5 separate regions of the Homo sapiens genome follow, and all the other regions are linked to region 4. The links are chromatin loops, found by intact Hi-C in ENCODE. Cell type or tissue: heart right ventricle. All regions are shown on one strand. Each heading gives the region's core, and the rest is flanking DNA. Links, peaks and the distances in the headings are about the cores only. Region 1 overlaps SNX29 (sorting nexin 29). Region 2 overlaps SNX29 (sorting nexin 29). Region 3 overlaps SNX29 (sorting nexin 29). Region 4 overlaps SNX29 (sorting nexin 29). Region 5 overlaps SNX29 (sorting nexin 29).

Region 1 (5,784 bases), core at 272-5,271, 160 kb after region 4:
CATAACGGCTGTACTAATTTACGTTCCTACCCACAGTGTACAAGGGTTCCCTTTTCCCAGTCCTCACCAACATTTATCTTTCTTCTATTTTATAACAGCCATCTTAACAGGTGTGAGGTGCTATCTCATTGTGGTTTTGATTTGCATTTCTCCGATGATTGGTAATGTTGAGCAGCTGGTCATACACCTGTTGGCCGTTTGGATGTCTTCCTTGAGAAATGTCTATTTGCATCCTGTGTCCATTTTTTAATCAGGTTATATTTTCCTGCTATTGAGTTGTTTGAGTTCCTTGTATATTTTGGATATTAACCCCTTATCAGACCTATTTTGCAAACAGTTTCTTCCATTTGGTAAGTTGTCTCTTCACTCTGTTGATGGTTTCCTGAGAATTTTTGTTTTTTGGAGGTGGAGTCTCATTCTGTCATGCAGATCTTGGCTCACTGCAACCTCTGCCTCCCTGGTTCAGGCGATTCTCCTGCCTCAGCTTCCTGAATAGCTGGAATTACAGGCGTGTACCATCATGCCCGGCTAGTTTTTGTATTTGTAGCAGAGACGAGGTTTCACCATGTAGGCCAGGCTGGTCTTGAACTCCTGACCTCAAGTGATCCGCCTGCTTCGGCCCCCAAAGTGTTGGGATTACAGGTGTGAGCCACTGCGCCCGGCCTCCTGAGAATTTTTTTTGAAGAGAGACAATCAGCATTCAGCAGTTGTTTATGAAGTGCCTGCTATGTGCCAGGTACCAGGCTACTATCTGACTTAAAATGGGGAACAAGACAGAGTTCCTGGGTACGTGGGATTTCCATTTTACTGGGAATCACGGTGAAAGAGGCAGGAATGGCCACTGATGGCTCTGCTTAGTTCCACATGCTCACAACCATTGGTCTACTGGCCTCCTCCACTTGGACTTATGATAGCTAAAGCAGAACATCTGCTTTTCCCACCAAAACTTCAATTTCTCCACCGTCTTCCCCACTGTATTAGTTTTCTTTTGGTGTGGCAACAAATGGCTGATAACAAATTATCTTACAGATTTGGAGGTCAGAAGCCGTGGATTTCAATGGGCTGAATGAGGTGGTGGCAGGGTTGTATTTGTTTCCATAGACTCTAGGGGAGAATTCCTTTCCTTGCTCATTCCGTTGTTGACAGAATCCAGTTCCGAGTAGCTGAATGACTAAGGTTCCCGCTTCTGGTTGGCTCTCAGCTGGGGGCTGCCCTGAGCTCTGGAGGCCCCCAGAACCCAGAACAAGCAATGGCATGTTGAGTCCTTTTCATTCTTGGAATCCGACTTCCTGTTCTCCTGCTTCTCCTCTGTGGTTGTCTTCTGCCATCCCTCTCTTCTGCTTTCGACTGGAGGGCATTCTCTGCTTTTAAGGGCTCACGTCATTAGATTGGGCTCACACAGGTAATCCAGTATACTCTCCTATCTCAAGGTCTGTAACTCTAATTATATCTGCAAAGTCTCTTGCTATGTGCAGCAACATATTCACAGCATCTTTGGGGCATGGGCATCTTTGGGGGCCATTCTGCCTACCACTAGCATCTCTCTCTCTCTCTCTCTTTAAGAGAGACAGGGTCTTGCTCTGCCATCCAGCCTGGAGTGCAATGGCACATCTATAGCTCACTGAAGCCTTTAACTCTTGGGATCAAGCGATCCTCCTGCCTCAGCCTCCTGAGTAGTTGGGAAGTTGGAACTACAGGCACGCACCACCATGCCCGGCTTATTTAAAATTTTTTTTTTTTTTTTTTGTAGCATCAGGGTTTCTCTGCATTGCCTAGGCTGGTCTCGAACTCCTGATCTCAAGTAGTCCTCCCACCTCAGCCTCCCAAAGTGCTAGGATTACAGATGTGAGCCACCGCACCCAGCACCCACTCATAAATGCCACCTCTTGGTTGCTCAAACCAGAAATCTGGGAGTCATCCTGTGTTTTTCCGCAGACTTTGTCTCTGATTTACAATCTATAGCCAGTCCTGCCAGTTCCAAAATATACCCTGGAGATGAATGGCCATTTGTGACTGTCCTCACTGCTATCGCCTGGGTCAGGCCCCCAGAGTCTCTTTGCCTGGGATGCTATTGTAGCTCTGAGCTGGTCACCTGCTTTCCATCCTGGCTCCTGTGCAGTCTGCTCTTCACACAGCAGCCAGAGTGGTTTAGCAATCAGCAAACAGGTCACAGCTCCCAGCTCCCCTGATGAAAGGCCTCCAACAGCTTTGCCTCATCCTGAGAATAAGATATGAAGTTTCCCCTGCAGCCTCCAGCCCCGTGTCATCTGCCGCCACCTGCCGTCCTGCTCTGACCTGTCACCTCGTCTCTGTGTGTACCTTCTTTCAGTCACAGTGGCCTTTCTGTTCCCGGAAGAAGTCCCGCGTTCCCATGTCATCGCACTTGCCATTCCCTTTGCCAGAACATTCCCCCCGTGATAGCCCCATGATGGAGCTTCGAGTCAGTCAGTTCTCTGTGTGGTTGAGGTCTCCCCACAGAGGCCCAGCCTCCATGTCTGCAGGAGCTCTCCTGAGGCACCCTCTCCAGTGTATGTTTTGCATAGAAATTGTTACTCCCGGAAATTCTCCTTACTTATCTGCTCATTTGCTGCAAGCCAGATGTAAGTGCTCAGCAGAACTGTCTCTCATGTTCCACTCCCCACAGGTCCCAGGGCCCTGACCCATGGCAGTCGCTCACAATGTATATACTGGGGCAGCAAATGCAGTGGTGGCATCAGAATTCCAGAGCCTTCTTGGAGAGTGAATGGTACTTCGCTGCCTTTCCATCTTAGTAGCTCAGAGGAAACGTGGAACTTGTAAGGGTTTGTGAGGTAGTTCCTGAATCAGACGTCTCCTCTGTTAAAGGTGCCCAGTGTGGAGAGCGTTGTTATTTTTTATCTAATATATAATGAGACACCAAGGAGGACTTCCAGCCTCCCTTGGGAAATTTCCCTGAGTCTCTGTCGGAGGAGGACTTGTGTCTTGTGTCATTCTCTCTCACTATGATAGCCTGGTACAAAGAGATCCTCCGTAGACAAGAGTTGTTCCATCAGCAGACAGAGAGCTGGATTCAGCCCTCTGGCAGGAGTGCCACGCCTCCCTCCCCAGATTCCCCCTCCTCTCTCTCCTGCCCTCTGCTTCCCCAGAGCTTCCTTGCTTTGGCTTCCTAGACATAATTAAGATTTTCCGGGAAGTTGTCTAGGCTGTACATCATCTCCGTGGGCTTTTGAAATAGCCTCTGGTTTGTCATTTATTATATCGTTCCGATTTGTCAAGGTCTCCTTCTCAACGTGGGGAAAAAAAATGCACTCCGCTTCCAGGTGTACATGGGAATCGTTTAAAATACAGCGTGATTACAGCTGGGCCACCTGGCTGCTCGTTCTACCCCGTCTTTGAGAGGAGGCAGCATTGGCTGTGCTGGCTTGGTGTAGCCACTGGCTAAGAAGGTGTCCTCCTCCTCTCTGCCCCTGCCTCCAGCCTGAGCAAGCCCTAGTTCTGCTGGGTGAGGGGGATGCTGGGATGTTTCTCTGCCTCCTCCAGCCCGCAGCCCCCACCTGGCTCCCCGCAGCTTTTATGAGAGCTGTGGCGCAGAGGACTGAGGAGCGGATTGAAGCCAGCCCAGGGTCACGTGTGGCTTTATGGATGAGAGCCCTTGAATATGATTGTCTTCCTATTTTCTAGTTTTTCTTACCTTTGGGACATTTTCTCATCACCTAATGCTAGTCTTCAAACTGTAAGGTACATCAAAATCACCCTGGATAGTTATTAAAATGCAGATTCCTGGCCCTCGTCTCCGATCCACGGAATTCGTTTCTGGGAACCGAGACCCACGAATCTGCATTGTAACAAGTTTCCCCTTCCCTCCCAGCCCTCCCCATGTGACTTTGATGAGCGTGGTTCAGGGTCCCCCTTTGAGCCCTGCTGATATAATGGACCTCTCTGCTCAGATCACCGCCACATCCAAAGTGCCCTGCCACCCCCTAATCCCCCGCTGCCTCTGCCTCTGCCCCATGAATGCAGCCGCTCAGGTCTTTGCTCCTGCTGATGCGCGGCCACGTTCCTCCAGTCTTCTCTTCTGTTCCTGCAGGAGACAGCTGCCACATTGAGGCTTCACAGGCACTTCTCTGTGACCCCTTTTTTCTCTCCATTGTGACCTGACCCTATGGCATTCTTCAGAATTCATAAGGGAAGTGAGCTTTCAACGTGATTTCTTTTTTAAACCTATCTTTTTTATCCCCTTGAAACATGAGACTTTGCCTTGACCTTGGGTTTCAGGGATGATGAGTCCTCTTCTGCTGGTGCTACAGGCGTCCTTGTTCCAGCCTTGACATTGTTTTCCTTGTAGGTTCCTGGAGCAGGGATACATTCTGGATTTCCAACATGAATTGTGTGAGATTTTTGTTGTTCTTTTAACCTCCCTGTTACCGTCTTCCTTCTCATCCTTCATCTGTTGTGCGCCTGGTGCTCCTTGAGGACTTTGTATTCTTGGCTTTGGGCTTCCTTCCCATGCGGCTTGAGGCGCTGGCCCATGTTATCTGTTGTTGTCTAGAAGTCTCTCCACAAAGCCCAGCCCCTTGCAGATGATTTGTCTTTGCCTTCTGAGCTTCTCTTTTCTCTCATGTGGGGTGGGGGCATCCATGTCCTCCTGGTCTCTTGGAGTGCGTTCCACCTTCTCCGTCTGCTTGCTCTCCAGGGCTTTCTTAGCCAGGTCCCCGGCTGGAGTGGATGTTTGCTATGAGCTTGGGTCTGTGCACGCGTCCCCGGCTGGAGTGAGTGAGTGTTGAGCTCAGGTCAGTTCACACGCCCCCAGCTGGAGTGAGTGTTCGCTGAGCTCCAGTCTGTGCATGCGCCCCCGGCTGGAGGGAGTGTTTGCTGAGCTCAGATCTGTGTGCGTGTGCCCGGCTGGAGTGAATGTTTGCTCTGAGCTTGGGTCTGTGCATGCGTCCCCAGCTGGAGTGAGTGTTTGTTGAGCTCAGGTCAGTGCACGCGCCCCCGGCTGGAGTGAGTATTTGCTGAGCTCGGGTCTGTGTGCGCGCCCCCGGCTGGAGTGAGTGTTTGTTGAGCTCGGGTCTGTGCACGTGTCCCCGGCTGGAGTGAGTGTGTGCTGAGCTGGGGTCTGCGCATGAGTCCCTGGCTGGAGTGAGTGTTTGCTGAGGTGGGATCTGTGCATGAGTCCCCGGCTGGAGTGAGTGGTTCCTGAGCTCCAGTCTGTGCACGTGTCCCCGGCTGGAGTGAGTGTTTGCTGAGCTCCGGTCTGTGCGTGCGTCCCTGGCTGGAGTGAGTGTTTGCTGAGCTCGGGTCTGTGTGCGCACCCCCGGGTGAAGTGAGTGTTTGCTGAGCTCGGGTCTGTGCGCGCGTCCCCGGCTGGAGTAAGTGTTTGCTCTGAGCTCCGGTCTGTGCGTGCGTCCCTGGCTGGAGTGAGTGTTTGCTGAGCTCGGGTCTGTGCACGTGTCCCCGGCTGGAGTAAGTGTTTGCTCTGAGCTCCGGTCTGTGCACGTGTCCCCCGCTGGAGTGAGTGTTGGCTGAGCTCGGGTCTGTGTGCGCGCCCCCGGCTGGAGTGAGTGTTTGCTGAGCTCGGGTCTGTGCACGTGTCCCCGGCTGGAGTAAGTGTTTGCTCTGAGCTTCGGTCTGTGTGTGCATCCCTGGCTGGAGTGAGTGTTTGCTGAGCTCGGGTCTGTGCATGCGTCCCCGGCTGGAGTGAGTGGTTCCTGAGCTCGGGTCTGCACGTGTCCCCGGCTGGAGTGAGTGTTTGCTGAGCTCGGGTCTGTGCGTGCGTCCCCGGCTGGAGTGAGTGTTTGCTGAGCT
Region 2 (5,784 bases), core at 364-5,363, 47 kb after region 4:
AGGCTGAGGTGGGAGAATCACCTGAGCCCAGGAGGTCAAGGCTGCAGTGAGCTGAGATTGTACCACTGTACTCCAGCCTGGGAGACAGAGAGATACCCTGTCTCAAAAAAAAAAAAAAAAAAAAAAAAGGAAAAGGAATCTTACCACTTAGAGTCAGTAGTAGGTGACAGAAACCCACCCTAAACTGCCTAAGAAAAAGAGCAGTTGATTCGCTCATGAAACTTAAACCTACAGGAGAAGAGCTAGCTTTTTGCTGGGCTGGATCAAAGCTCTCAGGGGGTATCACGCATATCATGCAGTCCCCATGACTTTCCATGTCTCCTCTCTCTTTCCCTCGGTCTTGGCTTCATTCTTAGGTAACTCTTCTCTTGTGGTGACAAGAGGGCCCCCAGGGGCCCCAGCCTAAATCCCATCAGTTTAACAATGCCAGTGGGAGGAGAAGACTTTTTTCCAGTAGCTCTGGAGAAGTCTTGGGATTCACTCTCTCATTTCCCGGGCCAGCTGTGTTACTTTTCCTGCCCAAGCCTGGGTCCCATTCCCCCTGGAGCTGGGGGTGGCTGGCTTTCCCTCACCTGAACTCCGTGGAGCAGGAACAAGGATGGAGGAGAGTTTGCTTAAAAGGAAAACCAGGATGTTCCTCCCATCAGATTGGGGGTGCATGCGGTGAGGTGCAGCCTGCAGATGTCCCTGACAGTGGGTTGCTTCCACAGAGGGCTTGTGACGCTTGGATTCTGTCCATTTTCCAGAGTGACACTACCGTGCTGTCACTCTTGTGCCAGCTGTCTTGCGCACCCTGTCTTGGTGGGTGAAATCTGGGCTCAGCCATTCTAAGCGGTAGCCCGAAGGTCTCTGTGCTGTGTTCTCCATTGTGCTTTTCCTTGGCTAGATATTTCGGTCTGATATAATCTGACATTATTAGCAAACCGCTGGTCCAGCTACTTTGGCATATTTGGACTTGATCTTAGAAGACTCAATATCTGTTTTAAATAAAAATATTTGGTAATGCCCCCTTCTGAAATGAAATTTATAGCGAATATAACCTACTTATACAAGTAATTTAAAAAATCAGTATAACACTCTAATATGAAAGAGAAATGAAAGGAATTTATAATACAAAATAGATTTCAGTACATATTGGTCTGGCGCAACTGTGCTAGAAAACATGCTGACGCTAAGTGCTTGCACCTCCTTCTCATGGATGAGTTTTGATTTTAAGAAGTTAAGAAGATCAGAAGTCATTCTTTAGAAGGAGTCCAGAAAAAGAGCAGAGAGTGGGTGAACCGTAAAGTAAACCTGGCATAGTCAGTATATATGAAAGGCATTCCTTTCTAGGCTCAGATTATGAGTAAGGTTTCCGCCTACATGAATGGCCACAGGACGATTGAAGTGTTGCAGGAAGTAGGCTGATCTTGGTTGTGTGGTACTGCCTTGGCCTTTCAGGACAGTTAGTATCCTCGGCTCTATGCTGTAAATGCTGGTAGTGCTAATGGAAAGGGGTCTTGATTCAGATCCCAAGAGAGGGTTGTTGGATCTTGTGCAAGAAAGAATTCAGGGCAAGTGCTTAAAGTGAAGGCAAGTTTATTAGAGAAAGTAAAGAAGCAAAAGAAGGGCTACTCCGCAGACAGAGCAGCGGCATGGACCAACTGACTTAGAGTACTTATGGTTATTTCTTGATTATATGCTAAACAAAAGGCAGATTATTCATGAGTTTTCCAGGCTCGGGGCAGGATTTCCTGGAAGTGACGGTTCCTCCCACTTTTAGACCATGTAGGATAACTTACGGACATTGCCGTGGCATTTGTAAACTGTCATGGTGCTGGTGGGAATGTCCTTAGCATGCTTATGCATTCTAATTAGCACATAATGAGCAGTGAGGACGACCAGAGGTCACTTTTATCACCATCTTGGTTTTGCTGGGTTTTGGCTGGCTTCCTTACAGCATCCTGTTTTATCGTCATGGTCTTTGTGACCTGTATCTAATGACACCAGTCCTCCTGACCTCCCATCTCATCCTGTGACTAGGAATGCTTCACTTCCTGGGAATGCAGCTCAGTGGGTCTCAGCCTCATTTTAACCAGCTCCTATTCCAGATGGAGCTGTTATGGTTCAAACACCTCCAACAATAGCACTCATCATCCTCGTGATGACCCAGACTGTCCCCACGGCCCCCAGTGAGAATCTCTGCTTTAGCTCTTTCCCAAGTGTTCTCTTTTTCAAGACCATTTACAAATGTATTGGAATTTTGTGTGCAAGGTCCCTTTCAGTTGCCCCGATCTTTTTGAGTCCTTGTCTAGAGACTGGATCCAGTCCACACTGAACCCACTGTTGAGCACCTGCTGCATATGTGACCCACTCTGGCTCTCCCACCTCTCGCCTCTCCTTGGGCATGAAGCTTGCTTCCCCAAGGTCGCTGGCTTTTTCCCTTGGCTGAGTCTCCTGAGCTGAGTGAGTTGTGCCCTTCGCCATTGTTAAGCACATGCTTGTCAGCAGCTGGCTGGTCTCATGATGTACCCCAGAGCAGCCAAGGAGCGTTGAGTGCATGGGGTGGGTGGGGCTGGTGTTGGGGGCTGGGGGTGAGTACAAGATACACATGTCAGTCAAGAGGGAATATGGCTTAGGAGGAGCTGTTTTCCTGCAGTTTGATGCTACTGATGAAATTCAGTCAAGATGAACGATTGATATTGTTTGTTTGTTTGTTTGTTTTTGAGACGGAGTTTTGTTCTTGTTGCCCAGGCTGGAGTGCAGTGGGGCGATCTCAGATCACTGCAACCTCTGCCTCCCGGGTTCAAGCGATTCTCCTGCTCAGCCTCCCAAGTAGCTGGGATTACAGGCGCCTGCCACCACGCCTGGCTAATTTTTTTGTATTTTTAGTAGAGACGGGGTTTCATGTTGACCAGGCTGATCTCAAACTCCTGACCTCAGGTGACCACTGCCTCGGCCTCCCAAAGTGCTGGGATTACAGACCTGAGCCACCGCTTCTGGCCGATATTGTTTATTTGTTGATTCACTCTTCAAACATTTACTGTTCCGTGTGAAGCTTAGTCAATCAGAGAGAAACACAATACAGCTGATTCTGTCCTGTGGGTGCTAGAAATTGAAGGGAAGGATATGCAAGCAAAGAAAATTTTTTTTTTTTTTGAGGCAGAGTTTCGCTCTTGTTGCCCAGGCTGGAGTCCAGTGGTGCGATCTCAGCTCATTGCAACCTCTGCCTCCTGGGTGCAAGCGATTCTCCTGCCTCAGCCTCCTGAGTACCTGGGATTACAGGCATGCGCCACCATGCCCGGCTAATTTTTATATTTTTAGTAGAGGTGGGTTTCTCCATGTTGGTCAGGCTGGTCTCGAACTCCCGACCTCAGGTGATCCGTCCACCTCGGCCTCCCAAAGTGCTGGGATTACAGGCATGAGCCACTGCGCCTGGCCGGCCACAAGCAAAGATTTTAACCTTCAGTCTGACAGCTCCAGGAGTTCCATTTTCGTGGGGCTACTCTGAGCAGGAAGTGTCGTATGGGGCAGGTGTGGACTTGAGTCCTGCTTCTCAGGGTTAGGGCAAGGGTGAGACAAGTGAGGCACCTACGCTGCTTAATTTAAGGCGGTGCTCGTCCTTAGTGTCATGCAAGGGCTTCCACCGCTCCTAGATGTGGGATCTGAGATGGCCATTTTACCTCTCAGGCTCCCTATCTAGAAAACCACGGTGGTAACAGACCCTCCCTTAGAGAGAGGATGAAGAGAGATTGCATGTCAAGGGTTAAGCACATTGAATACCCTGCGTAAGTACTGAGTAACAGACAGCCATGGTGATTACTGTTGGTTTCATGGAAGTAAATTATGCCTCCATTTCAAGCCTGCAAAAAGTCATTCTCTGCAGTTAATCTAGCCTGCTGTTGCTCAGATGTAACTAGCTTCCTAATAAAGAATTCTCTGGGTTGAAGAGCGAAATATGTTGCTTAAACTTTGCTGAACATCATAGTCACCTGGGGAGCTTTTAAAATGGTTATGTCCAGGCTGCCCTCCAGACCAATTAAATCAGAATCTCTGGAGCTGAGGCCCAGACTCTCAGGTAATTCCAGTGTGCAGTCAAGGTTGACAACTGGTGGCTTAGAGCAGAGTTTCTCAAACCTTAATGTACCCACGAAACACCCGGGGCTCAGGTTAGAGATTAAATTCTCATTGAGCAGGTCTGGAGTGGGGCCTGCTATCCTGGAGTTCTAATAAGCTCCCAGGTGACACTGATGCTGCTGGTTCCTAGACCACACATTTTAAGTAGCAAGGACTTAAGAGAGGATGCCAGCAATGATCTGAACGGATAAGCTCATTGAAAACCTTAGAAAGGCTGATTTTTAGCTCAGAACCAAGTTGGGAGCTAATTTTTTGTTGCTTGGCTGGTTTGAAAAATATAAAGAATAGTATGACCCACTGCAACAATTAGCACTACTAACATTTGTCATTTTTGTTTTAGATTTTATTTTTAAGTAAACCATAAACAACATGTAGGTTTGTGCTATGGTTAGAAGGTTGTCCCTCTAAAACTCATGTTGAAACTTAATTACCAAGCAACAGTATAAAAAGGTGGTACCACCTGAGAGGTGATTAGACCATGAGCGCTCCACCCCCCATGGAGGGGAGGTGCGATTCATGCTGTTATAAAAGGGCTAGCTGGGCTCCTTTTTCCGTTACTGCCTTCTGACCTATGATGACGCAGCAAAGGTCCTCGCCAGACGCCAGCCCCTTGATCGTGGACTTCCCAGCTTCCAGAACTGTGAGAAAAGAAATTTCTGTTCATTATAAATTACCCAGCCTCAGGTATTCGGTTATAGCAGCACAAAACAGACTGAGACGGCTTGCTTTGTGGGTATTTATTTTTTTGAGACGGAGTCTCGCTGTGTTACCCAGGCTGGACTGCAATGGCGCGATCTCTGCTCGCTGGAAGCTCCTCCTCCCGGATTCACACCATTCTCCTGCCTCAGCCTCCCCAGTAGCTGGGACTACAGGCGCCTGCCACCACACCCGGCAAAGTTTTTGTATTTTTAGTAGAGACGGGGTTTCACCGGGTTAGCCAGGATGGTCTCTATCTCCTGACCTCGTGATCCGCCCGCCTCGGCCTCCCAAAGTGCTGGGATTACAGGCGTGAGCCGCTGCGCCCGGCCTCTTTGTGGGTTTTTAAGGATCTGCCTCTGAGCTTTCAACGTGCGCCCACTGTTCTGCAACTTGGTTTGCTCACCCAATGTAAAGCTGAATGGTTTCAGATTAAGATATACACAAGTGGGATTCTACCATGGAATTCTGCCATACCTGAGATTTCTTGAGGGAACTCTTGTTTTCATACTTAAAAAAAAAAAAAAATTACCTTTAAATTGTGAAAGCAGCATAACAACTCAAAATGGGGAAAAGAGTCCCAAATCCCATGACTGTAGCGTGATAATTATTTCCATTCTTAGTCCACTTAAGTATATTTTTACATAGTTACACCACTGTTTGTTGTGTACATGCAATTTACATTCTGTTTATTTTATTCTGTTGCTATGTAGATTTCAAATTATGTTTAAATACAAGATTTTTTTTCCCTGTTCATAAATGTAATGTGTACGTTCGAATCCTTAAGGTTTTTCCCTTAAGTTAGGGTATTTTTCCCCCCTGCATATGAAAGTAATTTGCAAGTTAGAATTCTTAAGTCCGGGAATACCAGAAAAGTTTAAAGAGGAAAATCACCTGAACACAATTACCATCAATGAATTTATTATTTATGGGGCATTTTATTCCAGTTTATTTTTATGCATATATGTATTT
Region 3 (5,784 bases), core at 452-5,451, 250 kb after region 4:
TGGGAGGCGGATCAATTGTTTAGACCAGACATCGCCTCTGCAGTTTGCCGAAACCACGGCTTTTGTTTTCTTTGAAAAGGAAAATGTTGGAGTCCAGTAGACTTTCTTAAGCAGTGTGGAGGCAACTCATGAGCCGTGGGGTTGGGCGAGGAAGGGAAGTACACTCTGTTCAGAACCCTGGGGATGTTCAGAACCCTGGGGGTAAATAAGGAAGCTCATCGGGGATCAGACCAGCAGAGGGACTGCCTTCCTTGGCTGCCTTCCCCCCGGGAGGTATTCCCGGGAACAAGGAAGCTCATCCCCTCTTAGGTTCTCACCGTGCATCAGGCGTTGTGCACAGGTTCCCACAAGGGGTGTCACGTTCTCCTCACAGCTTCAGGAAATCTGTATCATTAAAGTTTCCACTTGTAGATGAGAAAACTGAGTCTCAGAAAGGCTGTGTAATTTGTGTGAGGTCACACAGCAGCATTCACACCAGGTCTCCCAGAACACACAGCCCATACTATATCCCCATAGGCAAATCAGAAATGGCTAGCTTGATAAGGGACATCATCCTTGACCTGTTGCCTTCCTGGGTGGCAGGGGCCTGGGAGATGAGACTCTATGGAATCTCTCCCTGCAGACCCCTACCCCATCCCCACCCCCAGACCCACCTTCCATGTGGGAGGCGCTTGTGGAATATTTATTGATTGAAAGAGGTTGAAAGAAACATGTTTAACAACATATGGCCCAAAATCATAACAGTGTTTCCAGATGGAGGATTCATGATGCTGCCCTGCAGCTTAGAGTCCCCCAGATTAGGAGTGTCACATGGAGGGAGAGGTTAAACTTGTTCCACCTGTGGCCGTCATGGGCTGTCCTAGGACTACACACAGACAACTTTGAATTCAGTGGAAAGAGACCTGCGCCATCATGACTGTTTCATAATAAGTGGCAGCCGGGCATGGTGGCTCACACCTGTAATTCCAGCATTTTGGGAGGCTGAGGCAGGTGGATCACCTGAGGTCAGGAGTTCAAGACCAGCCTGGCCAACATGGTGAAACCCCGTCTCTACTAAAAATATAAAAACAATTAGCCAGGCGTGGTGGCGCATGCCTGTAATCCCAGCTACTTGTGTGGCTGAGGCAGAAGAATCTCTTGAACCTGGGAGGCAGAGGTTGTGGTAACCTGAGATCGTGCCATTGCACTCCAGCCTGGGCGACAGAGTGAGATTCTGTCTCAAAAAAAAAAAAAAAAAAAAAAAAGATTATGGGTAGTGAGTTTCTTGTGAGTGGAGGTGTTGAAGCAGAAACTGGGCAGTTACTTGGTGGCTCTGTGAGTCAGGACTCTAATCCAAATGACAGAAAACTCAAACTGGGCTTAACAAGAAATGAAGCTTTTTGAGTGATGAAAACTGGACATCCAAGGATTGGTGTAACCTTTGGCAGGGTTGCATCCAGAGGTCAGATGAGCAAATGTGGATGTTCTCTTCCTGCTGTTGCTCTCTGCTTTCTTTTTTGTGGTCTTCATTCTTAGGAAGGCTTTCTCTATATGTGATGGATCCTAGCAGCTCCAAGCTTATGTCCTATGAGCTTAGCAATTCTTGTCATGAAGAGAGGGTTTCTCTCCCAGTAGCTCTAACAAGATTCTTGGAATTGACTCTTATTGGCCTGACTTGAGTCTTCTGCCATCCCTGAACCAGTCACTGTGGCTAAAGGATGAAATACACTCATTGGCAGGGCCAGGGCACGTGGCCAACAGTCAGTGGGGGCGTTTGGTCAGCTTCCCCAGATCACTAGGAAGAGAGGTGGTTTCTTAAGAAAAAGCAGGATTCCATTAGCCAAAAAAGAGGGGAATTCATCTTGGGCAGAGAGAAAAAGAGAGATGTTCACCATGAGGGTCACTGAAAAAGGGTCTTTTAGCATCAAATGAGGAATTGGAGACGATCACTTTTTAGATTTAAATCCAAGACATAATGATCAGGTTTAGTTTCTTAGCCAAAAATTGTTTTCTTTTTCATCTTTGTTTTCATCATCGTCATCTTCTCCATCCTCCTCCCCTTCTTCTCCTTCCCTGGAGAAACTAACTAGAATGGAATGCAGCTGTAGAAATCCTGGTTAATTTCTCAGATGCAGAATCTGGTCTCTGCAAAGGAAGGAGAATTTCTATTGAAGCCCAACCTTTTGTTTGAAGTCCTATTCTCTGTAACGGGGCATAAAGACAATGTTCCTCAGTCAGTAAGCATTCCTAACCTTGAGCTCTAGGATGTAAGCTCAGAGGAGGAAGGAGCTTTTATCTGTTTGTTCCCTGTTGTATCCCCAGTGTCTAGACAGTGCTTGGCATGTAATAGTAAGGATGGATGGATGTGGGAGACAGAATGGGAAGAGCATGGTTTTGCATTGAACAGATTTGTGTTTGGAGTTCTGGAAACGTTGGTCTGTGAGTCATCTGGAGCAGAGTGACCACTTGGGGGCAGTGTGAGGTTATTATCAGTAACTTGCACCTGGTGGCCAGGTAGACAAGAGGCTAGAACTGCGAGAACAGTCGGGAGGGACCAGAAGGGACGATCTCCCCTGTCTCTCTTTCACAACCCCGGCAGCAAACATCTCTAAGAGTCTGATTAGGTCACCCGGAGCATGTGGTATCTTGGGCATTGAAGCATCTTTGTGGGTTCTTGAAGGTCTGAGATCCTCCAGTGGAGAGTGTTCCTCAGTGTCCCGCTTTATAGCCTTTTACGTGGAGTCTTTGCCTTCCATCCACTAAAGGGGCCCCTATCCTTTGTCTGTCACCACTGGCATCTTTCCTCTATTTACTTCACCATGAGGTTATGAGAACTCATCCTACAGTCTCTTCTAAGCCCCTATTTCCTTACCTGTAGAATGGGCATAATGCCTTGAAGAGACGTGATGATTACAGTGAAGGAATATTGATAAAGGACCAAGAAGAGTGTCTGGCCTGTGGAACGCATCCAACCTATGGTTACTATTATTATTGGAGCCCAAGGAGAGATTTGAATTGTATTTGGGGCTTTCACAGACAAACTCATTAGAAAGTACTGCCTGGGCCCATATAGCAGACAGAATACAAGTCTTGTGATGGATAGACCTGGGTTCAAATTCTGACTTCACCACTTGTGATTTGTATGACCTTGAACAAATGATTTAATGTGTCTGAGACCAGTTTCTTCTTGGGTAAAAGGATATCATGATACCTACTTCCTGTGGCTGTTGCAAAGCTGCCTTTAACAAATGTCTTTGGCCTCTGTGCCTTTCCTCAGACTTTCAGGCCCATTGTGAGAGAGCTAGGAAGATACAGGGTTGTCAAGTTGACACATGTCAGAATAGGATTGGTTCTGCCACAGTAACAAATGATCCTCAATCTCGGTCTTTAACAAAATAAAAGCTTATTTCCTGTTCGTATGTGTCCAACATGGGTTGCCCAAGGGCAACAGTGGGACTGTTCTGCTCCACATAATGACTCAGAAATCTAGGTGGACAGAGGCTCCCATCTTGTGGCCACACCATGGCTTTCTCACTTAGTGTTACAGGGAAGGGATGGTGCAGGGTCACACGCCAGCAGTCCTATGCTATGACTCAGAAGAAACATTTGTCACTTCCACCTGGAACTCGTTGGCCCTAAGTCAGAAGCTTGTGCCCTGTTGTGCAGAGGGGGCTGGGAAGCTTGGGGAGCAGGTAGGGTGCATGGTGAGCACCAGTATCTCTGCCACAAGGACCCACTTGTTGTCTTCATGACATTCCCATTGTAGGGATTAGAGCAGCTGTGGGCTAGTGACTCCGTAGCTGCCAGGTCATTTCCAGCACAGTGCTTCGTGCCAGGAAGTAAAGAAATTTAGGCTTGAGACCCCAGCTTCATAGATGCTGCTGAGAACGTGAACTCTTTTACCTCTCCCAGATTCTGGGAGGTAGATGTGGTCTTGTAATGCTGACTGTTGAATAGAAAACAGAAGAAGATCACATTTGATGAGCCACTCTGTTGGGGGTGGCCTAGGCAGGGAAGCATTGTGATACTTTTGCACTTACCTTCACTGCGTATATCATGGGGATATGAGTCACCCAGAGAAAAAGTTTTATTGCCTGTTGCCCTCTGCAAGGGAAGAAAAGTCACAGATGTCTGCTGCATGCCTCCTGAGGGCAAGAGTGTATGCTTGGCATTTTAACATACAAGATCTCGGTCATATCTTCAGTGTCCCATGGAGAGAAGAGATTACAGTCTCCATGTTGCTGATGAAACCATGAGGCTTAGGGGTGTTCAGAGCTGTGTAGAAACAATGGCTGCCCCGTTCATGGGACACAGCCAGTGAAGTGTGGTCCCAGATTCAAGCCCTTAAATTCCATGTTGTTGTTTTAAACTATACCATCTCGTCTTTCCATTGTAATGTCTGTGGGGCTTAAGGAAGTTGTAGGGATGTGCCCAGTTCTGTGTGTCAATCAAAGCTGTAAGAATCAGAATCTTGTGTCTTTTACGAAGCTTGAGTTGTATATTGGCTCATTTAGTCCTCATAACAACGCTATCATGTAAGAGCTCCTATGGCCACCATTTTTCAGATGCAGAAACTGAGGTCCAGAGAGGTTGAATGATTTACCCAAGGTCACCCAGCAAGTTACTGGCAGACTGGGACAGAATCCTGGCCGTCCAGCTCCAAGTTCATCCCCCAGACCAGTACCCCACAGTGCTCGCTCACATTTGAGCACAGTCTTCCCTCTGTCCAGGTGCTGGTGTTCATGAATTACTGCTTGGCACAAATGAATGGCTGCATACCCCTTCCTGGGAGGAGCAAGCCAGCCTTTACCTGAAGGAGGCTCTTGGCAGCTTTACGGGAGTGCTGTTGGGTGTGAGAAAGAGACTCTCAAAGGAAAACAACATTTTGATGCTCATAAAATTTAATGTTCTTTCATTTACTGTCTTTCTCTTGAAACTTGGACATAATTTATTGAGCCCGTGGTTGAAATATTCAGGAGGTCTCTGTGTGCTACTTCGAAGGGAATATGATTAAAAACGCACACCAGCCTCCACTGATTTCTCAAGACATGAGAACACGACAAAGAGCCACATAATTTCAGAATTCACATCTTTATGTGAAAGCCTGTGCTTTCCAGCACCTTGCAGAATGAATGGAAAAGCAGCACTTCAGGGTGAAATGTTTTCCAGAAAACTTCTGACTTGGTGTGCTAGTGTTAGCTTCACGGTACTAAATAACTTCTGTGTCCAGCAACCTATTCTCGGAGATAAAGAGAAGCTGCCCCAGGCCCTGTGCCAGGCTGGCTGCTCTGAAGTCACATCTTAACCATGTTTAAAATCCTGCTCGATACGATGGAGCCCCACTTTATAGCCGAGGAAATGGGAGCAGATGAATGATGGGGCTTGGGTGTGAACCTGTTCTCATGCCTCCTGCCAGCTGACCTCTTCCTGCCTTTGGCCTCAGCTTAGTATCACAAGCCCTAGGACGGGTAGCTGCCTCCCCTTCCTGTTCCCAGGGACCGTAGTCTTCCTGCTGTGCCACTGGCCACTTTGTCTGAGAACCGTTGACCACCTAGATCCCCACGAGATAGGGAGCTCTGTGAGGGCAGGGGCAGGGGCAGGGGCAGGGTCCTTGTCACACTGATGCCCAGAGCTCAGATCAGTGCCTGGCACACCGTTGCTCAATAAATGTTTGTTGAATGAATGAAGAAACGTGAATGAATGACTGAATAAGTAAATGAATTAGTGCTTCCAGGCCTGTGCAGGGAGGTGCATTTGACCTCTTCTGTGGTTTAGCTGTGTCCCCACCTAAATCTCATCTTGAAT
Region 4 (5,784 bases), core at 116-5,115:
GTGTTGGGATGGAAAGAACATGGGTCAGGCAGACCACAGCACTGCTGTTCAAGAGCTGTGTGGCTACGTGCAGTGGTTCCTGGCTGTAATCCCAACACTTTGGGAGGACAAGGCAGGAGGATTGCTTGAGGCCAGGAGTTCAAAACCAGCCTGGGCAACATAGTGAGACCCCCTCTCTTTACAAAAGAAGAAGACAGAAAAGCCAGACATGGTGGCACGTGCCTGTAATCCCAGCTACTCGGAAGGTTGAGGCAGGAGGATCTCTTGAACCCAGGAGTTGTAGGCTACTGTGAGCCTTGATCGCACCACAGCCTGGGTGACAGAGTGAGACCGTGTCTTAAAGAGAAAGATCTATGTGACCCCGGGCAAATGCTTTAATTTCTCTGAACTCGTTTTCCCAGTCCTTGAAATGGTGGTAATATTATCCCCTTGGTGGATTCCTGGGAGTTATATGAAGTGTCTGTTGTATCTGGGAACCTCATTGGAGGCTCATAGATAGTTTTAGAGATTTCAGATACCTCTTGCAATTGTGTGCAAAATCGTGCTTGTGTGTTTGTGCACATACGTGGATTTTCCTGGGGAGAAGTTCCTTTGCTTTCACGACTCTCCTTCAGAGTGTTCCAGGCTTTAGAAAAAAGTAAGAAACACGAAACACTTCAGGTAGTTAGCAGGTGGTAATTGCACATAGTGTCTGGGGCAACACTGGCAATCGTGGTATCATTATTTTTGTTTTTACTGTTCTGCTTGCTGATGTTAAACCAGCTACACTGGCTGTGTTCTTACGCACATCCCTACATGTATTAGCAGTGGGAACCTGGGCAAGTTATTTAAGCTAACTGTGCCTCAGCGTTCTCGTCTATAAAATGGGGCTATCATAGTACCCCTCTGACACAGTTGTGAGGATTAAATGAACTAACAGATGGAAGATACTCAGAAGATACACTATGTAAATTACCACCTGAGCTATCGAAGGGTGTTATATGCTATGTAAATTATACCTTGATAAGAAAAATTGGAAAAAAAATCCAAGAGAGTATCTGGCATCTTAAAGACTGAATAACTGGTAGGTGTGATCATTAACAACACCCTCAAAGGGTACGTTGCTGACGAATCTTCCTGAAAACAACATCTGGGCCTTATTGTTGAACTGCAAATAGGTTGACCTGATTTTCCATCTTACTGAAACCATCCCTCCTGCAGAGGCCCTGAAGTTCCCTTTAGCTGGTATCTACCCCTCAATCCTCCCTCTGGTTAAGAGGACATAAACCAGGCTACTCTTTCTATGAGGCCTGAAAATTGGAAGTGATCACGCAGGATGGTGGTTCTTAGCTGGGGGTGATTGCAACCCCCAGGGGACATTTAGCCATGTCTGGGACATATATGGTTGTCACACCTGGGATGAGGGTCCTTCCGGCATCTGCTAAGTAGAGCCCAGGGATGCTGCTGAACGTCCTGTGGTGGACAGGACAGGTCCTCCCAACAGGACAGCTCCTCCCAACACAGCATTATCTAGTCCCAAACGACAGTACTTGAGAAACCCCAAGACAGAAGGAAGCAGCAGGGCCGTTTTCCAGGAACCGTATTTTGTCTTAGGCTTTTTTTTTAAAACCTCTCGCCTCCTGCATAGGTCAAGGAATGAAACTTAGGAAAAAATGAGCCTAAAGAAAATGATAGATCCCAGGGAGCATTTGTTTGTGTGTGTGCGCATGCATGTGTGTGTGTATGTTTGGGAGCTTTTTCGTGCCATCACTCCTGCAATGAAGATGATGATTTAGGAAGGCAGTAGATGCATAATGATACAGACCTGTGGAATGCACCAGACTAAGTGATCCTGACTCCGTAGCTGCGGAAGTACCGTCACTGCTGCGGAAACCAGCTCACTGGTACTACTTTACTAGATCTTAATCAAAATTCATTCAGTTGATATTTGTTGGTGTTTACAACAGCCTTGTCTCCCTTCACCTCCTTTTTAACAACAAAGTTTCTACTCTTGAGTTAATTTCGTTTGAATATATGGTTATTTGGGAGCTGGAGGTTGCAAGAAAGCGGCTCAGGCTTTATTCCTGCCAATTTCAGGAAGAGCCACATTGGAGCCACCAGGGGGCGCCCTAGTCTTTTCTCTGCCGCTTTCCTTCCGCAGCTGCGGGTGGTGGTTATCTGAATTTTTCATGTCCAGCGCGGTACCCCTTTCAGTGGTGAGGTCGCGAGTGGTGGTGGTGTTGAGAGCAGTGGTCTTTTCTAGTTGAAAAACATCAAGCATGCATGCAGCTTTCTGTTCACCATCAGTATAGCACAGTCATGCATTGCCAGTCACTTTGTGGTCCTGTTCTAAAAGGGAATTTGCAGCTCATCAGAAAACATTTCCCCTGTGTCATTGCTTTTCATGAGATATAATTGATTAGCTGTGGGTATTCAGCTTTTGAATCCCGATTGTTGCCTTCTTGCCCCTTTTTTTGGGGCTGGGGAGTGAAGGTGATAGAGTCAGGTGAGCCCAGACCATCCGGCCCATTTGTTTCCTTTTAATTTGTTAGAGCTTTTGATTGTGAGCCAGGGCAGAGAGGGCAAGAAAAACATCCTTACTTGTCAATAGGCTGTGTTGAGGGGGTCCTTTTTTTTCCTCTTGGCTATTATTGGAAGAGATTCTCAACGCTAGTGAGGCGTTCTGGCTCATCGCCTAGCAACACAATTCCAAACATTCGGCAGCTCCAGAAATGAAGTTGAGGAGTGCTGTAGTAACATCAGAGAGAGATGCGAGGCCCCGCAGCCAGCTGCTTGCTTGGCTAAGGGCTTCATGATAAAATTTTAGGATGAGATGGTGGGGCAGTGGCCGTTAAATCGGCTGCAGTCTGAGCCCCCTGCCCCTTAACTGCCGAGAAGTGAACCTAGGTGACGTGGCCAACACAGATCCCTCACGCTGGGCATCTTTCTTTAAAGGGGAAACTTCCCACTGAATTTTGTGTATTAGCCCTTCAGTGACTGTCTTAGTGTCTTAGTAATTGGAAGGTTCCAGATGGCATTTAGACATGCCTCACTTCTTTATCATCTGTTTATTCATTCACCAAACATTTACCAAACATCTCTCATGTGCTGGGCGCAGTTCTAGGTGCTGAGGAGCCAGAGGTGGGGATCCAGCTTGGCCATGCACAAGCTCTGTGTCACATGTTAAAATTTCCCCATCATTATAATGCAGATTTAAGAGTGCCAGCACCATGGGCTGTTGTGAGGACTAAATGAGTTCATACACAGAGAGTGCTTTGACATTGCGCTCAGCACTCAGGAGATGTTAGCTCTTCTCACATGGGCCCTGCCCACAGAGCATTCTAGTGGAGTTTTATGGTAATAAAGAAATGATGAATGATTGGATGGGGCAAAACGGGAGGCAATGGGGTCATGTGGGAGTGATGTACTCTTTGTTATCTGTGGCACTGAACAACCGCCACTCGATCCACCCATGGGAACGAGTTCCCCGTGAAGTGGGAAATTCCTAATGGAAGTTTTAGGTTATGCAGTACAGCTCCCAACTCCTTACCTGGAAAAAGACCAGTGCTGGATGCTGGTCACTCATATAGACCCTGGATTCCTTGCTCCCAGGAGGGGAAGGAGGAACCGATGACAGCAGGATGAATGTAGCAAGGATAGGGTGGCTGAGGTCCAGAGGGTCACAGGAGGGAAAGGTTAAGGGCTCGGTGCAGGGGAGGTCAGGAGGTCTTGCACAGATGGGGATGCTGGGCCAGAAGGGAACCTCCCTGCAGTGTGCAAAGGGGGCTGACAGTGATCTTCCAGGCTGCACCTCTGGTTCCGTCACTAAGCACTGCAGGATGTCGGGATGGGCTTGAGGAGCTGTTGTCGCCATTATGAAGCCCTTGAGGAAGCATTGGTGATGGTGCTGCCGAGTACTGAGTCTGTCCTTGTCACCCGTTAACTCACGCATGTCTGCGATCCTGTGAGAGCTTGCGGTGATCCCCATTTCACAGAGGAGACGGGAGTGCTTAGCGGTAGATAAACCTAGCCAGCATCACACAGCCAGTGGCCGGTGGAGCTGGGTTGCACAGCTAGGCTCTTACTCCGGGAAGAATATGTTTTAGCTTCACCTGGAGACCCTGCACCAAGCCAGAGGGCATTTTGAAGGGGCTGTATTTCAGGCCGACTTCCCGCATCTGGCTGGTTGTTCCCTGCCTCACCAGGCTCTCACTTGTCTGTGGTTAATGATCCAGGCTGCAGTGAGTACACAAGGTCTCAGTATCATTTCTGTGCTCTTGGTTTGGGCCACACATGATTTTTTTTTTTGGTCTTTTTTAGCATTTGTTCATTTTATTTGAGGTCTGCTGCATTCCTCCTGACCTCCCTAACAGCTCAGACTCTTAATTTGTTTACAGACTTTCAGGAAGGGCTGTCCCTGAACTCTAAGCTAGGATCAACTTTTGGTCTGGAGGTTTCTAGCCGGCTATCTCAGCTGGGCCAGGCAGCAGCTTATGTAACCGTTTGATGCAATTCAGAGCCAATCCAAAATGGGCCTCTCGCTCAGGGGATGAGACGCGGTCAGACTTGTTTGAAATGTCAGCTTTGTTTGAGCTGGGACAGCTCAGTTTGTAAAGTTGGAAGGCGGGGGTGGTGGGGAGGCAGCTGGGTGTGAGTTTATTGGGAAGGAGTAGCCTGACTGGGCTGCTTCATTAAAGTTGGGGGAGCTGCACCGCCCTGGAGGAGAGCACCCCAGGCTCCTGCAGTCCCACATGAAGGGCTCACGTCCTGGCTTTGCCATTTACTTTGTCCGTTTCCTTATTTCCAAAAGGAGGTGAATAGCACTTGCCATGTGCAGTGCCCGCACACGCTGGGCCCAGAGGACGCTCAGTACGTGGCCGGGGTGCTTACGTTTTGGTTGCAGCCCAGCAGTTCTAACCCTTCCCCTGCCCCCTCCTTCAACTCCTTTTCCTCCTCCTCTTCTCCCTCCTGCCCTAGACCTTAAATATTAATGTTAAAAATTTGTATTTAAATTTTTGTTTTGCATAAGTATATATTTACATGGAACAAAACTCAAAAGGTACGTATGGGATACCGTAAAGGATTTCTCTTCCACTCCCACATCAGCCACCTTGCTCCCCGTCCAGGACTCTAACCATTGGAGTTCACCTTCTGGAAGAACGTCGCTGCCCAGTTGAATAGGGGGTTGGGCATACTGGAGCTCCCACTTGCAGTGGCCACCGCGTGCCCTTTGATGGGACGTTACATTGCATTTCAGCAGCACCCAGCTGCTTCCAGGTGTCTGTACACACCGTCGGTTTCATGTGCGCAGACGATTCAGTTTCATGCGCGCCCGATTCAGTTTCATGCTCTTCCGTCTGCCGGGACACCCTCCCCTCTCCTCCTCTTTTGCCTGGGTCGTGCTTATTCATCCTGTAAGACACAGCTTAGGCGTCACCTCCTCCAGACAGACAGACACGTGAAGATCAAGAGGCTAGCTTTGTCATCAGTAAAGCTGGTTGGAAAACAGAGCTTTGAACCTGTGGGAAGGTGGGCTTACAAAACCTCGTCCCTGAGTCTAACAGTCAGAGGTAGAGACCCCCCTCAGGGCAGTTCCTGAGCACACCTTGTGGGGAGGTGAACAGGTGGGTGGGCTCTGAGAGAACCCACAGGAGCTGAGCTGAGGAAGAGCGCCTCCTGTCTGGCCCAAGTGGGCCAGGTCACTCCCTGCATTGTGGGAGCAGAGAGTACGGGACAGAAAGAGTGAGGGTGGGAACTGGGGAGTGGGGACCTACTTCATGTGAAAATGGGAGGTCAGAGAACTGG
Region 5 (5,784 bases), core at 637-5,636, 150 kb after region 4:
GCAGTGGCATGATCTTAGCTCACTGCAACCTCCACCTCCTGGGTTCAAGTGATCTTCCTGCCTGTCAGTCTCCTGGGTAGCGGGGATTACAGGCACCTGCCACCACACCTGGCTAATTTTTGTATTTTTAGTAGAGATGGGGTTTCACCATGTTGGCCAGGCTAGTCTCAAACTCCTGACCTCAAGTGATCCGCCTGCCTTGGCCTCCCAAAGTGCTGGGATTACAGGCATGAGCCACCAGGCCCAGCCTCCCTGGCCTATCTTTGTTTCCCCATCTCTTTCTCTCAACACTAGTTTCATCCATGATGGGTCCATCATCAGACTGTTTTCTCTCTCCTTATGGCTAGAGGATGATTGCAGCAGTTCCAGAACTTTCTAGTTCATGTTCAGTGTGGAAAGGGGGCTCCTGCCTCTGTGCCAGGAGGCTGTGCTCAGGTTCCTGGGGTTGCGCCGACTCCAGCATGCTCATCTAAGAACCCATAGCTGGCCAAGGAGGTTGCCCAGCTCTGAGTGGCCAGGCCCAAGTCACATGCCACTCCTGAAGCTGGGTTGGAGTCAGGCCTGGGGTAAAGTCAGTGGAATGTGAGAGCTGGGGAGAATTGGCTTCCCCAGCCAAAAATGGGTGCTCTTTCCCAGAAGTTGGGTGTATGGGGGTTTAGGTTTCTGATATACAGTAAATGTTAATAATAATTGCTTGTGAGCGGTGGACTACAGCCTTGAACCCAACTTGTTTGACTTCTTGGGAGGAGAAGGAAGCTACCAGTGCCCTGATTTTATTTATTTATTTATTTATTTATAGTGGCATTAGATTCTCATAGGAGAATCTAATTATATATAATAATATATATATATATATTTTTTTTTTTTTTTTAAGAAGAGGAGTTACATTCAATCCTCATCTTGAATCCTGTGAGTCTTGATGTTCATAGTCCACTTGTCTTTTATCTGGAAAGTGGCCATCTCTGTCTGTGAGTGGTCGGAGAATTAGTCGGCTAAGTTTCCTAGAGAAGAGCATCCCTCCCAGGGGTTCAGCTGTGTCTGATTTGGCCGGCTCTTTTCTTCTTCTTTTCTTCTTCTCTTCTTCTTCTCTTCTTCTTCTCTTCTTCCTCTCTTCTTCTCTTCTTCTTTTCTTCTTGTCTTCTCTTCTCTTTTTTTTTTTGAGGCAGGGTCTTACTGTGTCACCCAGGCTGGAGTACAATGACGCAATCACAGCTCACTGCAGCCTCAACCTACCAGGCTCCAGCAATCCTCCCACCTCAGCCCCACCCTGAGTAGCTGGGACTGCAGGTGCCCACCACCACGCCTTGCTGGGTTTTTTTTTGTATTTTTGGTAGTGACAGGGTTTTGCCACATAGCCCAGGCTGGACTCAAGCAGTGCTTCCACCTCAGCCTCCCAAAGTGCTAGGATTGCAGGTGTGGGCCACCATACCCAACCATTCCCCACCCCCAAAACCCTACCGCATCTCTCAGTTCAGCAGGAGCCTCATCTTTGGAGAGGCCCCTGGCTGTGGAGGCTCCTGGGGAGTGGCAGTTCACATGTCCGTCTTTCACGTGTCCTGGCCTGTGGGCTGGAATAATGGAACTGTGGGTGGCACACAGCAGAGACACTATTTGTCTTCTCGCTCTTTCTGTATCTTTCAGTGCAGGCCTGGCATCTCTTGGGCACACACCGATTCGTGCATGTAGTTGACAGTGAATAAGCTAAATGTGCATTTGATGCCACTCTAGGGCGTATGCCAGATACTGGGTTAGGCTTCATGTGCTCCAGGTGACCAAAGTCTGACCCCCTAGCCTGGACAGGTTTCCTGTCTGGCCCTCGCTGATCTCTGAACCTGTGCCACTTTTGTTCTGCTGCCCTGCCATTCCTCTCTTACACACCTGATGTCTCCTGCAGTTGGTAAGTATTTGATGTCTCTATGATGAATTTATTAATAGTTTAATAAGAACACATTAGGCTCAGGGACTCAGTACCGTGTGAGATTGTTAGCTAACTTTTACTAGATCCTGCTGGTTATTCTTGATCTGTTAGGACAGCAGCCTCCAACCTTTTGGGCAACAGGGACCTGTTTCATGGAAGACAATTTTTTCATGGACCAGTCTGATACCCTATTTTGGCCCAGACATTTTGGGGCATGTAATTGGGTTGAATAGTTGTATGATTGGGCTTCAGGTCCATCCATTTAGAAGACATCAGAGGCTGGATTGCAGGCCTGGTTCTACCCTCATGGGGGCCTGGTGGGCTCATTCACCCTCTCAGAGCACCAGGTGGCTTCTCTGCTCAGACAGAAGCACCTCCTGGTGCACCTGCATCAGAGACTCATGCGGATTAAGTAGGGTAATAACTGTTAAAACTTTGTATCTTTGCATAAGTCCATTCAGCATGTCTGGAACCATTGTCAAATGTCATGGAGTCCTTTGTGGCTCTGGTAGAGGTTAGGTTCTCACCAATAAAATTACTCTACTGGTGGTGGGGGTGGTGGTTTCAAGATAAAACTGTTCCACCTCAGATCATCAGGCATTAGATTTTCACAAGGAGTGCTCAGCCTAGATCCCATGGGTGCGCAGCTCACAATACGGTTCATGCACCTCTGAGATTCTAATGCCACCTCTGATCTGACAGGAGGTGGAGCTCAGGCGGTGATGCTCACTCACCCGCCACTCAACTCCTGCTGTGTGGCCTGGTTCCTAACAGGCCACAACCATTACAGGTCTGTGGCCTTGGGGGTTGGAGACCCCTGCCTTAGGGTGCCAAAGTGGAGTCTAGAATTCTGAGAGTGGAAGAAAGGACTGTTTTTTCCTTGATAAAATCATACAAGCCAGGCACGATGGTTCACATCTGTAATCCCAGCACTTTGGGAAGCTGAGATGGGAAGATCACTTGCAGTCAGGAGTTTGAGACCAGCCTGGCCAACATGGAGAAACACTGTCTCTACCAAAAATACAAAAATTAGCTGGGCATGGTGGTGCATGCCTGTAATCCCAGCTGCTCTGGAGGCTGTGGCAGGAGAATTGCTTGAAACCTGGGAGGCAGCGGTTGCAGTGAGCCGAGATCATGCCATTGCACTCCAGCCTAGGTGACAGAGACTCCATCTCAAAGAAAAAAAAAAAATCATCCAAATCACCTATGCAGAATGGAGGGTTTCTTGTGTGCTTCCTGGAAGCAAAATTATCTTTTCAGTACTGATCAGAGCCCTGGTATCTAAATGAAGGATGGTTTGCCACTGTTTGAGAAACACTTCAGCATCTTTAAGCTGGAGGGAGTGGTGTGGATGCTTAAGAAGAAGATCCCTGGTTAATGCTCAAACACAGATGTGCGTTGCTGGCAGAGTCACATTTCTCACCATTTGTTACTGCTACTTAATTTGAAATGACAGTTTTGTGTTCTCAAAAGAACAGTCATGTTTCTCCTTTCAGATTTGTTTTGGCAATTTATTAGCAGATCTAATTATAATATTTGTTTGATGAAGCGTCAGGTAGGAGCCACCTAAGTGGTGGTAGCATCGCTTTAAAAATAAGTCTGAAAGGGCATAGTTTTCTTACAGTGATAGAAAACATTGATTCCCCGCCCCCCTAACAAAAATTACTCCTAAATGGTATATTTAAATTGAACAATGGGAAGATTTTTGTTGTTGGATTCCTTAAGTAGTGGTTGAGAGCATATGCTCTGAAATTGGTCGTTCTTACAGCGGAATCCTGGCATTGCTCCCTATGAGCTGTGTGACCTCAGCTGAGTTATTTAACATCCCCCAGTCTCAGTATTTTCATCTGTTAAATGGGGTAATGAGAAGCTCCCTCACAAGTTTGTTGAGGTGTTACGTACATGATCCATATATTTAACATGCGGTGACAGGTTATGTAAAGCGCTCAGTAACTGTGACTGCTACTTTCATTTTTGACAAACATGTCAAAGATGACATGTTTGAATTCATGTCATCTGCTTGGGTTTTGAATTATAGTGACAACTGCCTAGATTTTTTTTTTTGTAATGTAGGAGATGCTGACTTCTTCTAGTTATATTTATGGGGCAGAAGTCTGTTAAACATCTTTAAAATTAGAGTGATTGTAGTTTATTTATTTATTTTTTCCTTTTTGACCAAACAAAAACCCGTCGTTGTGATTTAGCCTCCCTTGCTACCACTCCTCCTCCTGGTTTATAGAACTAGTCACAGGCCTTGGTCAGTGAATTCTGAAACAAGGATTTTTCCTGCAGGAGTGGCATCTGTTTCCTTGGCTGGAAACACACTTGTGTTGGCAGCTCTGGGGCAGGCAGCTTTGTGGTTGATGGTGAGGGTAGGGAGAGATGAAGTGCTTGAGACACAGAGTTTCTGCTGCAGGAACTGGGTTGTTAGGAAGGCACTGGGGCTGCAGGTTACGTGTTTGGACCTATCAGTCATTTGACTGTGGGAGAGTAACTTGCTTAAGCCCCAGAATCATCTTCTGTGAAATAGGGATATTAACAATGCTTAATGAGTAGGTTTTTGAACAGAGTGGATAAGTCAACAAAAGGTTAACATCCTACCTGGTGTGTGGGAAGCACTCCATAAACAGCAGCTGCTGTGTTTCTATCTCTGTTATTACTTCCCACATAAAGCACAGGTGATGACCAAGAGGGTGTCAACCTATGTCAACTTTGTTATCCTTCCGTTGGAGTCTGTAATTGAGGCTGATGTATATTAACATGGAAATAAGGTCTCAGGAAGCAAGAGGGTGCAGCTGACAGGCAGCGCTGCAGGCAGACAGCTCATAATTTTCTCCTCCTTTCTGGGTGGGTCACAGTTGGGACTAGTCTCTGGATTAAAAACAGTGCTAATGCCCTCAATGTCTGCATGAAAAAAAAAGAAACATTGGCCAGGCATGGTGGCTCACGCTTGTAATCCCAGCACTTTGGGAGGCTGGGGCAGGCAGATCACTTCAGGTCAGGAGTTTGAGACCAGCCTGGCCAATGTGGTGAAACCCCATCTCTCTTAAAAATACTAAAATTAGCTGGGTGTAGTGGCACACTCCTGTAATCCCAGCTACTCAGGAGGCTGAGGCAGGAGAATTGCTTGGACCTGGGAGGCGAAGTTGTAGTGAGCCGAGATCGTGCCACTGGGTGACAGAGCGAGACTCCATCTCCATAAAAAAGAAATAACAACAAAAAAACCCAGTGTTAACCCTGATCTTTCATGGTTGACTCCCTGAGTCAAAGGTCAGGCTTTATATGTGACCAGCACAGAAGGGCCAATTGGTGGTATTCTTAGAACAATGACCCGGGCCCACAGCAGTCACTGGCAATAGTAACAGCTGCATAGGGTCTGCTTAGGTCTGGATGTTGGGGATGGATCTGGCATGGCTTTTTGTGGAAGACATGTTGGAACTCAGGTCTGTGGGAGAGGAAGGTGTCCCCTCCCCTCGGCAGGTTTGTCTCCTTGCCTTGGATATGGGGAAGGCCAGAGGCACAAGGGGAAACAGGGTGTCAGGAGGTTGAGAAGAGGCCTGTGTTGCTAGAACTCAGAGAGTGAGGGGAGCAGGGCCTTGTAGGTCCCTGGAAAGGTTTGATCTTTATCCTAAGAAAGATAGAAAACCTTTGAAGAGTCCTAAACTGAGGGCTGGTGGTATCAGCCCTGCATTTTAAATTGATCACCTTCCCTATACGACGGGGAGAGAATTCAGGAAGGCAGAGGCCGGTATGGGGTGACCATTTGGCCGTTATAGCAGTCATCTTAGCAAGGGATGGAGGCTGGCTCTTCAGGTGGAGATGATGGGAATTAAAATAAGTTCAAAGGGTATGGGAGATAAAGTGGA

What was found. Hi-C counts contacts between places; a loop is a spot of excess contacts. Peaks named below come from ENCODE experiments on the same cell type or tissue, not always from the same donor. Only the 100,000 strongest peaks of a DNase experiment are listed, where the experiment ranks them.
Region 1: it touches region 4 in a loop (2.6-fold over the local background); 32 of 110 quality-filtered maps call a loop at or near these places.
Region 2: it touches region 4 in a loop (2.1-fold over the local background); 6 of 110 quality-filtered maps call a loop at or near these places.
Region 3: a loop joins it to region 4, with 4 times the contacts of the local background. A loop is called at or near these places in 27 of 110 quality-filtered maps.
Region 5: a loop joins it to region 4, with 2.7 times the contacts of the local background. A loop is called at or near these places in 26 of 110 quality-filtered maps.

What each region holds. Positions count from the first base shown.
Region 1 is chr16:12,255,963-12,261,746 of GRCh38, forward strand. The region is part of intron 14 of SNX29 (sorting nexin 29); the gene reads left to right. Among named protein-coding and RNA genes, the nearest start is that of SNX29-AS2, 110 kb to the right of the region's middle. RefSeq lists an enhancer at 5,391-5,784. In heart right ventricle, for the core only: a CTCF peak has its summit at 2,295 (motif pointing left); no DNase peak of the experiment used is centred there.
Region 2 is chr16:12,139,877-12,145,660 of GRCh38, forward strand. All of the region lies in intron 13 of SNX29 (sorting nexin 29), which reads left to right. Among named protein-coding and RNA genes, the nearest start is that of SNX29, 170 kb to the left of the region's middle. RefSeq lists enhancers at 2,856-3,150, 2,893-3,393. In heart right ventricle, for the core only: no CTCF peak of the experiment used is centred there; a DNase peak (open chromatin) is centred at 2,475; H3K27ac peaks cover 2,609 bases.
Region 3 is chr16:12,338,151-12,343,934 of GRCh38, forward strand. The region is part of intron 15 of SNX29 (sorting nexin 29); the gene reads left to right. Among named protein-coding and RNA genes, the nearest start is that of SNX29-AS2, 32 kb to the right of the region's middle. RefSeq lists an enhancer at 3,172-4,371. In heart right ventricle, for the core only: CTCF peaks have their summits at 2,449 (motif pointing right) and 3,492 (motif pointing left); no DNase peak of the experiment used is centred there.
Region 4 is chr16:12,093,267-12,099,050 of GRCh38, forward strand. All of the region lies in intron 11 of SNX29 (sorting nexin 29), which reads left to right. Among named protein-coding and RNA genes, the nearest start is that of SNX29, 120 kb to the left of the region's middle. RefSeq lists enhancers at 3,424-4,357, 4,286-4,580. In heart right ventricle, for the core only: CTCF peaks have their summits at 2,103 (motif pointing right) and 2,306; DNase peaks (open chromatin) are centred at 2,125, 2,685 and 4,571; H3K4me3 peaks cover 616 bases; H3K27ac peaks cover 1,955 bases.
Region 5 is chr16:12,241,513-12,247,296 of GRCh38, forward strand. All of the region lies in intron 14 of SNX29 (sorting nexin 29), which reads left to right. Among named protein-coding and RNA genes, the nearest start is that of SNX29-AS2, 130 kb to the right of the region's middle. In heart right ventricle, for the core only: no CTCF peak of the experiment used is centred there; no DNase peak of the experiment used is centred there.